Linked DNA regions of Homo sapiens: all the other regions are linked to region 2. Evidence: chromatin contacts called from ENCODE Hi-C or POLR2A ChIA-PET data. All regions are on one chromosome and are shown on one strand. The core of a region is the stretch at or near the end of the contact, and the rest is flanking DNA. Distances in the headings are between cores, read along the strand shown. Region 1 holds the start of SLC49A3 (solute carrier family 49 member 3). Region 2 holds the start of PCGF3-AS2 (PCGF3 antisense RNA 2). Region 3 overlaps PDE6B (phosphodiesterase 6B).

Region 1 (4,135 bases), core at 70-2,569, 35 kb before region 2:
GGGATCCCTGGTCACTGGCTGCAGATGAGTAACCTCCAGCCTCAAGGGCACTTGGCTGGAGTGAACATGGTGCTTACGGCTCACTGTGGTGACCCAGGCAGAGACCATGACGACTCTTGGTGTCAGGGTGAGATTTCTGTGTGCTCCATGATGACTCGTGGATATTAATAAAACAGTGAAGAACTGCAGCAGGAGGCCCTTGACTGTCCAAGGAACGCCCCACACCTACGACACCCACTGACTCTTGGACCATGAAACCAGCCCTGCACCCTCAGACACTCCACCCAAAGCCAGTTATGGCTTCCCCAGTGCCTGGACATGGTGGGCCAGGACGCCAAGCCACAGCAGTGAGTTACGGCTCGTGCCAGCATTGTGGGCAGCAGGCAGCCCCTGGGCCCATCCAGCAGATCCCGGGCCTGTCTCGGCCAGAGGCTGGCCCTCCATACCCAGCCAGCAAAGGAGGAGGGGAGAGGCCCCGGGGTCCACCTGGAAGAGCCCTGACCCAGGCCTGAGAGTGACTCCTGCCCCTGCCCCCGAGCTTCCTGACCATCCCCGTGACCTGGCGCCTCCCTGAGCTGTGGGTCCTGCTGCCAACTCTAGCTGTTCATTGCACGTTGGCCAGATACTGCCTGACCAGTTCCTGAGGCTCCGGGGGATGGCTGATGAGGGCACACAGGGCGGGAAAGGCTGCAGCGTGCAACACCTGAAGGGGGTGGGGGCAGGACGGAACCCAGCCCAGCCCAGGAGCCGCCCCTCACTCAGAGTCAGGTGGAGGGGAGGGCGGCTCCAAGCGCGCCTCTGCTGTGTGCCTGCTGTCCTGGGGCTGGGAGGCGTGGAAGGAGAGAGGGCCAACGCAGGGCCACCTGTATGTGACTGGCTGGGGAAGAGGGACCCAGGCTGGAGCCACTGAAGGCTGGGAAGGGCTGGGACTCCGTGACTGGCAGATCCCCCGGGGCACCCAGCCCTGCTCTGTGCCCTGGGCCCAGCCACCTCCAGGACAGACAGTGCCCCCAGTGCCCGCAATCCCTAGCCACCTCCAGAAGGCACCCCCCGCCCCCAGCCAGCACCTGGCACCTCGGGCTGTGGCCACAGGAAAACAAAACCCGGCTGGTCCGAGGGACTGAGGGTCCCGGAGCCACCTGTCCCCGCCCCTGCCCCTACCGTGGCGTTGGAGCAGTTGAGCAGGCTGATCGCGAGCAGGAACACCCAGCGGCGCGCGTAGGTGCGGTGGCCCCGCTGCGCGCACAGGGCCCGGGGCTCGGCCAACCCCGTCTCGGCCTCCGTCGGCCCCGCCATCGTCGGCGGCCTCCACGGGTCTCCGCCGGTCCCGCCGGCCGCCCGGGCTTAAGGACCTTCCCGCGTGGGCCGGGACCGCCTGCGGGCGGAGGTGGGGCCGGGCCGGGCCGGGCCACGGGGGGCCAGTTCCGCCCCAAGGACTACGGAGGAGGGTCCCGCCCCGTCCCAGTTAAAGGAGACCCAAAAAAGCGGGGGAAGGGCGGGCAAAGGTGAAGTTGGACCCTCCTCCTTCGGCCTCAGGCTGGAAGTCCCTGCCACAAAAACCGAATGTCCCTTCCGGGAAGGGCCCCGGTCACAGCCTGTGTGCTTCTCAGCAGGAAAGGCGGCCTGGAAGTCACTCTGCCCAGCAGAAGCTCTGCACTTCCTGAAGGGGGCTGTGGACCCCAAGTTCCTGAGGTTCAAGCCAGCCACAGGGAGGGGCCAGAGGCCAGCCTGGAAGAAGAGGCTGGGCTGGCTTTGCGCAGAGCCTCAAATCAGACCAGTCCCTCTACAGCCCCTGCGGGAAGCAGGCATGGGGTAGGAGGGCGAGGGGCTGCAGGCCAAGGCTGGAGGGAAGGCCAGAAAGGCCTGTGGGCCCCACCCTGGGGTAGGCAGTCCGCCACACACGCACCGGATTGTTACCTGCATTTTACAATGGAGGACACGGCTCTCAGAGGAGTAGGCACAGGTTTCTGTTTGTTTAGGATGGAGAGGCCTGTGTGTTGGAAGGCAGAGGAGGGAGTTTCGGCTTAGTCTTTTCTGCAAGAACCTGCTGATCCCACAACTGTGCCTGGCCCACCCTGGGGGAACCCAAGAGGCTCCAGGCCCTGTTGCTGAGGCCAGTATAGGGGTGGGGTGGAGGCTGGCCTGGTCAGACGTGCAAACAGGATTTCCCCCAAACAGGGAGGCTCTCTTGACCCTTGAAACCATCCCCGTTTCCTGAACAGTATTATTCGTGGTTTTTGTCTTAAACATTCATCTCCTTTGCCAGGGCCTGTCCATTTTCCACACCTGAGTCTGAACAGGCTAATGATGAGGCCCCAGCTTTCACTGTGCAGTCTTCTGCAGGGATTGTGTGTGTGTCTCAGATAGAGCTCTCCACTTTGGGATTTTTTTTTTTTTGTAGAGTCTCATCCAGTAACAAAGAGAAAATGGAGCTCACCCGGGGTGTCCTGAGATGGGTGGGCCCCAAGGGGGTTCCATTCTCTGAGACGTGTGATGGAGCCCTGTGGTCCTCACTCTCTTTATCTCCTCTGCCTTCCCCACCGTCTAGCCTCCCCCCTCATCTTTGTTCCCCATTCCCCCACCAGTTCCTTCTGTTCTCCTTCTCCTCACCTCTTGCTCGCCCTGCCCTGAGGACCCAGCCCCCTCACAACCTTCCTCCATAGTCCAGTGCCAATGTTGGCCTAGGGCCTTCAACATCCCCTAACCCCACCTGGCAGAGGGGGAGTTGCAGTGCAGGCTTCCCTGTTGAGGGACCTCACTATTGTGGAGCACTGCCTCTGACAGGTGGTGTCTGAGCCTGTCACCATGAAATGGGGCAGCCACAGTAGCTACCTCCATCGTTCAGTCTCTGTTGAGCGTGCATTGTCGAGGGGTGTCACCATGAAACGGGGCAGCCACTGTAGCTACCTCCATTGTTCAGTCTCTGTTGAGCGTGCATTGTTGAGGGGCTCCTCCTCCCTACATGTCGGAACTCTTGGGTTGAGCAGGTGAGCTCAGCAACATTGCAGAATGCAAGATCAGCACACAACAATCGCTTGCATTGATGTATACCAACAAGAAACATGAAAACCAAAGTTAAAGACATTCATAATTACTCCAAGGAAAATTAAATACTTTGGTATAAACTTAGCAAACCATCTACAGAACTTGCATGCTAAAAATTACAAACCATGGGCCGGGTGCGGTGGCTCACGCCTGTAATCCCAGCACTTTGGGAGGCCAAGGCAGGTGGATCACAAGGTCAGGAGTTCAAGACCAGCCTGGCCAACATGGTGAAACCCAGTCTCTAGTAAAAATACAAAAATTAGCCAGGTGTGGTGACATGCACCTGTAGTCCCAGCTATTTGGGAGGCTGAGGTAAGAGAATCTCGAACCCGGGAAGCAGAGGTTGCAGTGAGCTGAGATCATGCCACTGCACTCCAGCCTGGGCAACAGAGTGAGACTCTGTCTCAAAAAAAAAAAAAAAAAATTACAAACCATGGCTGGGCGAGGTAGCTCACATCTATAATCCCAGCACTTTGGGAGGCCGAGGTGGGTGGATTACCTGAGGTCGGGAGTTCAAGACCAGCCTGGCCAATATGGTGAAACCGTCTTCACTAAAAATGCAACAGATTAGCTGGGCATGGTGGTGCATGCCTGTAATCCCAGCTACTCAGGAGGCTATATAAGGTGGGAATTGATTAAACCCGGGAGGCAGAGGTTGCAGTGAGCTAAGATCGTGCCACTGCACTCCAACCTGGGCAACAGAGGGAGACTCTGTCACAAAAAAAAAACAAAAATAAAACAAGGAAAAAAAAACAAGCTGTGCCCCAACCACCTTGAGCACGTGCCATCAGGACTGCCTGAGGCTATGTCACAGGTGTGTCCTTAACCTTGGCAAAATAAACTTTCTAAATGGGCTGGGCACGGTGGCTCACGCCTGTAATCCCAGCACTTTGGGAGGCCAAGGCAGGCAGATCACTTGAGGTCAGGAGTTTGAGACCAGCCTGGCCAAAATGATGAAACCCTGTCTCTACTAAAAATACAAAAATTAGCCGGGCGTGGCGGCGGGCACCTGTAGTCCCAGCTACTCGGGAGGCTGAGGCAGGAGAATGGTGTGAACCCAGGAGGCAGAGCTTGCAGTGAGCCGAGATTG
Region 2 (3,721 bases), core at 1,116-3,615:
AGACGGGTGGCTCTGCGTGTGGGTGTGGAGAGAGGCCTGTGGGAGACGGATGGATGGGTGTCTCTGTGTATGGGCATGGGGAGGGGCCTGTGGGAGGTGGATGGGTTGGGTGGCTCTGTGTATGGGCATGGGGAGGGGCCTGTGGGAGGTGGGTGGATGGGTGTCTCTGCATGTGGGTGTGGAAAGAGGCCTGTGGGAGACTGGTGGATGGGTGGCTCTGCGTGTGGGCGTGGAGAGAGGCCTGTGGGAGGTGGGTGGACATGTGTCGCTGCATGTGGGTGTGGGGAGAGGCCTGTGGGAGGTGGATGGGTTGGGTGGCTCTGTGTGTGGGCGTGGAGAGGCCCGTGGCAGCTCCTTCGTTGCAGAAACCGCATCGGAGCACATCGCGTAGTGCAGGACACACGGGGCGTGGGACGGTGTCTGTGTGAGAGCAGCATCTGTGTGTATGCAGTGTTATCTAAGGACACACCCACAGACACGGACACGTCCTTACGCAGAGAACAGCCGCTGCCTCTTAGTGTTCAGGATGATACGTTTTTCCTTAATATCATCCTTCGCTTTGCACATCATACTGAATACGTGTGTATGTGACTTTTACTGCAAAACAAAACAAAAAGCAGAAGCTACTGTGTTATCCAGACGGCTGTGTGCTGCAGGCGCGACTCAGAACAGCAGCTCCTCCCAGCATCCCGCAGCTAAATGACAGGAGCTGGAGGCTGCCCCAGGCAGCGGCGTGGCTGGCGTGCGGAGTGTTTTGGGGGTGTCTGAGCTGGGTGGAGAGGAAGGCATATGTCACACTGAGGCATCAGAGACACATCCATTCACGTCGGGGCTGTGTCCGCGCCGGGTCCACACTCAGTCATCGCCCGTCCGCGCCGGGTCCACACTCAGTCATCGCCCGTCCGCGCCGGGTCCACACTCGCGTCATCGCCCGTCCGCGCCGGGTCCACACTCAGTCATCGCCGTCCGCGCCGGGTCCACACTCGCGTCATCACCTGTCTGCGCTGGGTCCACACTCGCGTCATCACCTGTCTGCGCTGGGTCCACACTCGCGTCATCGCCCACCCACGCCGGGTCCACACTCGCGACATCGCCATCCACGCCGGGTCCACACTCGCGTCATCGCCATCCACGCCGGGTCCACACTCGCGACATCGCCATCCACGCCGGGTCCACACTCGCGACATCGCCATCCACGCCGGGTCCACACTCGCGTCATCGCCATCCACGCCGGGTCCACACTCGCGTCATCGCCATCCACGCCGGGTCCACACTCGCGACATCGCCCGCCCGCGCCGGGTCCACACTCAGTCATCGCCCGTCCGTGCCGGGTCCACATTCGCGTCATCGCCATCCACGCCGGGTCCACACTCACGTCATCGCCATCCACGCCGGGTCCACACTCGCGTCATCGCCCACCCGCGCCGGGTCCACACTCGCGTCATCGCCGTCCGTGCCGGGTCCACACTCAGTCATCGCCGTCCGCGCCGGGTCCACACTCGGTCATCGCCATCCGCGCGGGGATGTGTCTGAAAAGTGTGGTGAGAGCTGTGTTCCCTGCGCATTTCTGAAGGCTCCTAGCCGCTGCAGTTGCCGGGAGCCATGGAGCCACGTGACCTTGAGGTCCACCGGGGAGAGGAGGGTGCATTTCGGAGGCTAGAAGTGGCACCTGGAGGGGCTGGCCCTGGGTGTGATCATTGAGAGGAGGGAGGTGGAAAAAGATCTGGAAGATGCCCTTGGGAAGCAGAAGAAGGTGGGTGACCAGAGTGGGGTGCCCAGAGGGTAGGGCAGGGCAGACCAGAGGAGGGGGTGGGCTTGGCACCCCCGGGAAGGAGGGATGGGGCTCTGTGAAAGTGAGAGCTGTGTGGACGTGGAGCTTGTGAGTCTGACCAGGAAAGACAGAGGGTTCCAGACGGTGCGGGGGCCCCTTCAGTCTGGTTGTGTGGGGCAGGGTCCTCACCCCCAGGTGAGGGGGCCTTGTAGGGCAGATTCCTGGAAGACCCTCAAGACGCAGGAGCGGAGGCTGCTGGCTGGATGGGGATGGAGCCGAGAGCTGAGCGGGCAGCCCAGGCCTGAAGGACAGCACAGGGGCCTCTGTGAGGCCAGGAGGGGCTGGAGTGCAACACCCCCTGTGACCCAGGTCTGGTGTGTGACGCGTCAGGCCCCACGGCACCGCAGGCTGGCTGGCTCCCCAGAAGGCCTGTGGTCTCCATGGCCGCAGCGCATTCCGGGGACAGGGCAGAGTGGAGTCAGCAGAGGGAGGAGGCGTGTGGGGCGTCCAGGGATCAAGGGGTCTCTGGGCCTTGCTCCCTTCCCCAGCAGCTGTGAGGATGGTGGGGGCTGCTGTCTGCCCAGGACTGCAAGCGTCAGGCACAGCAGCTGCTGTTAACAGTCAAGGAATGTTCGGGTCAGTTTGAGAACTTCAGGGCCCAATGGCAGAGCCCCGGCAGAAAGACTCAGGGCAGATGGTGGTTGTCAGCCGGGAGGGGGCACGGAGCCCTGGGGGTGGTCAGGCCCACGTGGCCTTGGGACGAGAGCGAAGAGGTGGGATCGGCTGCGGGAGACAGGGAAGTGGGTGACAAGGAGGCTCAGGGGCTACAGCAAAGGCCCCGGAGGCTTTTCCACACCCGAGTCCGTCCTCGGCCATGCCAGCCAGGTCAGGGGCTCAGTCCTGTGGGCCACCACAGCCGGCCGCACAGGCAGGGAAGGTGAAGCTCCACGGAGCACCCTGGTGGACAGCGGTGCTGTGGGGGCCATGGACCAGAAGGCGGAGCCCATGCTGTGGGCTGGGTGGGGTGGCAGCTGCCAGTTCAAAGTCTGTCTTTTGTTTATTTACTTCATAAAATACTCCAGGTGTTTTGTTAGAAATTATTCTTGGCCGGGCACGGTGGCTCACATCTGTAATCCCAGCACTTTGGGAGGCCTAGGTGGGCAGATCCTGAGGTCAGGAGTCGAGACCAGCCTGGCCAACGTGGTGAAACCCCCGTCTCTACTAAAAATACAAAAAATTAGCTGGGTACTCAGGAGGCTGAGGCAGGAGAATGGTGTGAACCCGGGAGGCGGAGCTTGCAGTGAGCCGAGATCACGCCACTGCACTCCAGCCTGGGCGACAGAGCGAGATTCCGTCTCACACACACACACAAAAAATTAGTTGGGTGTGGTGGTGCACGCCTGTAGTCCCAGCTACATGGGAGGCTGAGACAGAATTGCTTGAATCCAGGAGGCAGAAGTTGCAGTGAGCTGAGATCACACCACTGCACTCCAGCCTGGTGACAGAGCAAGACTTTTTCTCAAAAAAAAAAAAGCAAAGAAAAGAAATTACTGTCTTAGTGTTGATAAATCTGCCTTTATACATACCAATAGTTGTGCACACTGAGAGAAGTAGGCAGTTTTGGATCTGAAACTGGCCTGGTGACACCGCGGGTGCAGCAGGCGGGCAGATGCGGGCACAGGAGGGAGCTTCCCACACTGTTCAGGTCACCAGAGCCTGCGCTTCTGTGGTTGGTTTTGATGAGGACTCGTATTTCAGCTCCTGTCTCTCCTTGTCAGAGGCCGTGTGAGGTGCGTATTGCGGACCGCCGGCCGCGCTGTGAGGGGTGTACATGTGGAGCCGTGACAATCGTGGGAAGTTCTGTTTCCAGCTTTAAGCTTTCGTTTATATTTCTGCATATTAAGAAATGATAAATTAAGACCTAATGAGAAGTTGTGGACTAGACGTGGG
Region 3 (3,761 bases), core at 1-2,500, 60 kb before region 2:
GACGCCTAGGTCATCCCAACCCCTCACCACTCCCCACCCTGCTGGAGCCAGGACCGGTGAGCAAGGTGGCCCTGTCTCTACAGACCGGCAAACTGAAGAGCTACTACACGGACCTGGAGGCCTTCGCCATGGTGACAGCCGGCCTGTGCCATGACATCGACCACCGCGGCACCAACAACCTGTACCAGATGAAGTAGGCACCTCAGGGCGGGCATGTGAATTAGCCCTAAATCAACTCCACGCCCTTGGCGTGAATTAGGCTTCGCATAGCAGGCTATGTAGAAAGTGGAGTCCACGGCCAGGCCCCGTACTCCAGCACTGTGGGAGGCCAAGGCGAGGGGATTGCTTGAGCCCAGGAGTTCGAGACCAGCCTGGGCAACATGGCAAGAGCTCTCCTCTACAAAAACTTAAAAAAAAAAAAAAAAAAAAAAGCTGTGTATGGTGGCGCACACCTGTGGTCCCAGCTACTTAGGAGGCTGAGGTGGGAGGATCACTTGAGCCCAGGAGGTCAAGGCTGTATTGAGCCATGATTGCACCACTGCACTCCAGAGTGGGTGACAGAGGCAGACCCTGTCTCAAAAAAAAGAAAGTGGGGCCCATCTGGGGGGGCTGCAGAGCGCAGGGTGGGCCAAGGGCAGGTCCCACGGGCCTCACCTCCACCACCTGTGTAACAGGTCCCAGAACCCCTTGGCTAAGCTCCACGGCTCCTCGATTTTGGAGCGGCACCACCTGGAGTTTGGGAAGTTCCTGCTCTCGGAGGAGGTTGGTATACTCACCCTCGGTTTCTGCTGTGGGCGCTGGGGACGCAGCGTCCGCAGGACGGCAGGGCCGTATCCTGCGGAGCAGGGTTCTGATGCAGCGGGTGAGCACTGGGTGTGTGAGCACTGGGGGAGGGCGGCAGAGAAGGCGGAGGGCCGAGGCTGAGGGCAGGTGCATCGGAGGCCCTGGGAAAACGCTTGTGGGGAAGACAACTGGAAAGGGCCCCTCATGGGGTGGGGTGGAAGCCGAAGGGGAAGCGGCCCGGGACCCACCAGCGGGGGAATGAAGGGCAGCCGAGCCCTGAGCGGCCCCCAAGGACCTGGACACTCAGTGGACCCCTCCCTGCGCTCCCCGGTGGTGACCTCTGAGGCCATCTGCGTCCCAAGCCGACGATGGAGCCGCTGGTGGAGAGCTGGGCACCCTGAGGAGGGCCCTGAGCAGCAGGCGGATTAGGGGTCCCGCCCACCGAGGGCCCGAGGGCGGGGGCGTGAGAGGCACAGGCAGCCGAGGCGGAAGGGGCGGGGTCCCCGGGCACCCTGAGAGGTGGCCGCAGGGCGCCTGACGCGCTGGGCATAACCTCCGCAGACCCTGAACATCTACCAGAACCTGAACCGGCGGCAGCACGAGCACGTGATCCACCTGATGGACATCGCCATCATCGCCACGGACCTGGCCCTGTACTTCAAGTGCGCGCCTTCCGGGAGGGGGCGCCTCGCGGGGCGGGCGGGTAGCCTGGGACCCCCGGCAGACACGGGGGCGCAGCGGCGGCACAGCCCGGGGGACGCAGCCCCGGATTCCGTCCCTGCCCGCCGGCCCCGCGCACCCCGGATGGGGCCTCGCTCGGGCTCCGCGCCTCCCTGCAGACGGGCGCTTGGGGCGGGGTCTCCACACTTGCTCCCACCTGCACCTCCCTTGTTCCCTGGGTTCAGGAAGAGAGCGATGTTTCAGAAGATCGTGGATGAGTCCAAGAACTACCAGGACAAGAAGAGCTGGGTGGAGTACCTGTCCCTGGAGACGACCCGGAAGGAGATCGTCATGTGAGCGCGGGCGGAGGGGGCACGAGGGGTCCTTCCCTCGCAGGGACCGGGCCCACTCACCAGCTGGTTAACCCTGCAGCCCTCCCCAGACGCTCTGGAGCAGGAAGAGCCCGTCGCGGCAGCTTGTCGAGGGCTGTGAAACAAATGCGCCGTCCTTATTTCCCCCCAGCTCTCAGGGAGATGGTGCAGAGCTGGGGAGCACACAGGCCCTGCATTGGTCTGTAGCCCTTGGCAGTAACTTACTTCATTTTGACCTTCCACTTTTTCACCTGTAAAATGGTGATTCACAACCAGCCCCTCCCCAGGCTGGTCCCAGGGACCCAGTGAGAAAATACACATAAACCCAGCACTTGGGAGGCCGAGGGGAGTGGATCACCTGAGGTCAGGAGTTCGAGATCAGCCTGGCCAACATGGTGAAACCCCGTCTCTACCGAAAATACAAAAATTAGCCGGGCGTGGTGGCGGGCGCCTGTAATCCCAGCTACTCGGGAGGCTGAGGCACAAGAATCGGGAGGCGGAGGTTGCAGTGAGCTGAGATTGCGCCATTGCACTCCAGCCTGGGCAACAGAGCAAGACTCCATCTCAAAAAAGAAAACACATATAAACCACCTGCCCTCAGGAGACGCCCATCAGCACTCGTGCCCGGTTTGTGTCTGCAGGGCCATGATGATGACAGCCTGCGACCTGTCTGCCATCACCAAGCCCTGGGAAGTCCAGAGCAAGGTTAGAACAGAGGGCCCTCCAGACCCAGAGTCAGTGCCTCTCAGCACATGGGACTGCCGGGCGGGCGGGAGCCTCGGATGGCAACGGACCATTGTTTGCAAGGAGCTCTGAGGGCCACCTCGGGGCCAGGCCAGGGCGGCAAGGATGGGGGTACTGCAGTGTGTCTACATGGCTCAACCGGAGCCCTGTGTGGTGGGGACCCCGGGGGTCTGGGGCGGAGAAGACCGAGGCTCGGAGCCTCACGGGGCGGGCCCGGGCCCTTCCGCGTGGGCTCAGAGCTCCACAGACAGCTGCCTTCCTGTGCCTCCAGGTCGCACTTCTCGTGGCTGCTGAGTTCTGGGAGCAAGGTGACTTGGAAAGGACAGTCTTGGATCAGCAGCCCATTGTGAGTGCTGCTTCTGGAACCTTCCACTCCTGAAACGGGTGTTAGAGACCCCTCTTGGTCCTCAGGAGCCTCAGGTCCTGGCTTGGTCTCAGGCAGGGGGTTCTGAGGTCGTGGGGTCCTTATCTCACTTTGTGGGATCATGTGACATGCGTGTGGGTGGCTCGGACCTGGGTACAGCTGTGGCTTGGGTGATGCTTATGCAGAGGTGACGTCGTTGGCACTGGAGGAACCAGGGCCACCCGCTCATCACCAGGAGCCTCTGGGTCCAGGCAGCTCTGCAGGTGAACCCCAGCAGGGCCGCGAGCCATGCACCAAGAAAGCCCTGGGGAGGGTGCTGGGGCAGAGAACGCATGGGGGGCGTCCCGGGCCCACACAGTGGTATGATGGACAATGCCAGGGTCCTCAGGTCAGCAGCGGGGTCTGGATACCTCCTGGCAGCAGGAGAGGTGCCAGCAAATGGGAGAGTCAGGATAGGCGCCAGGAACAGGAGAGGCAGGGCTGCCCCAGCCCCACGTGGACCAGGTGGGAGCTGTGGTTTCTCACACACCCGCTCTGGTGGGCGGCGAGGGGCTCTCTGGAGCCTGCAGTGGAGAGGGCTTAGGCCAGGTGCAGCCTCGGCAGGAAAGGGGGCATTGGTTGGTCAGCAAAGCCCCACAGGGGAAGGACAGGCAGCAGGTCCATCCCCCGCGCCCGGCCTCTAGAGTCCTGCATGGTTCACCCTCCACCAGGACGCTGTGAGGGGACGGACAGCCCAGGGCACTCGGGGTCTGACACTAGAAACAGCTCCAGAGCACGTCTGTGTCTGCCCCAGGCGAGTGCACAGCGAGGTCCTGGTCAGCCGAGTGTCTGGGCAGTGC

Evidence for each region. Hi-C counts contacts between places; a loop is a spot of excess contacts on that map. ChIA-PET counts read pairs that join two places held with the same protein, here RNA polymerase II (POLR2A).
Region 1: a map of HepG2 shows a loop between it and region 2 (4-fold over the local background). The contact joins the promoter of SLC49A3 here to the promoter of PCGF3-AS2 in region 2. A Hi-C loop is called at or near these places in 2 of 168 maps with a recorded cell type or tissue (HepG2 and K562). POLR2A ChIA-PET finds 5 or more read pairs at or near these places in 6 of 52 experiments (AG04450, Caco-2, H1 and 3 more).
Region 3: POLR2A ChIA-PET joins it to region 2 with 14 read pairs in H1. The contact joins the enhancer-like site here to the promoter of PCGF3-AS2 in region 2. POLR2A ChIA-PET finds 5 or more read pairs at or near these places in 5 of 52 experiments (Caco-2, H1, HEK293 and 2 more).

Annotation. Positions count from the first base shown.
Region 1 is chr4:687,832-691,966 of GRCh38, forward strand. It overlaps SLC49A3 (solute carrier family 49 member 3), which reads right to left and starts at 1,320. Exons shown (of 10, transcript NM_032219.4): 1 at 1,162-1,320. The coding sequence starts at 1,296. LOC124900643 (a long non-coding RNA gene) reads left to right here. Exons shown (of 2, transcript XR_007057985.1): 2 at 1-188. RefSeq lists enhancers at 635-1,583, 1,584-2,531, 2,307-2,356 and silencers at 1,107-1,276, 1,307-1,366.
Region 2 is chr4:721,669-725,389 of GRCh38, forward strand. It overlaps PCGF3-AS2 (PCGF3 antisense RNA 2), which reads right to left and starts at 2,366. Exons shown (of 2, transcript NR_198961.1): 1 at 1,961-2,366; 2 at 577-769. All of the region lies in intron 1 of PCGF3 (polycomb group ring finger 3), which reads left to right. It overlaps LOC124900172, which reads left to right. Exons shown (of 8, transcript XM_047416540.1): 5 at 707-2,407. The coding sequence ends at 1,660.
Region 3 is chr4:662,426-666,186 of GRCh38, forward strand. PDE6B (phosphodiesterase 6B) reads left to right here. Exons shown (of 22, transcript NM_000283.4): 14 at 84-193; 15 at 675-762; 16 at 1,345-1,445; 17 at 1,689-1,796; 18 at 2,456-2,519; 19 at 2,830-2,904. Among named protein-coding and RNA genes, the nearest start is that of PDE6B-AS1, 9.1 kb to the left of the region's middle. RefSeq lists an enhancer at 948-1,540 and a silencer at 1,135-1,604. Within about 2 kb of position 1,251, at least 15 of the 41 ENCODE cell types and tissues checked have a DNase peak (open chromatin) inside an H3K27ac peak, as active enhancers do.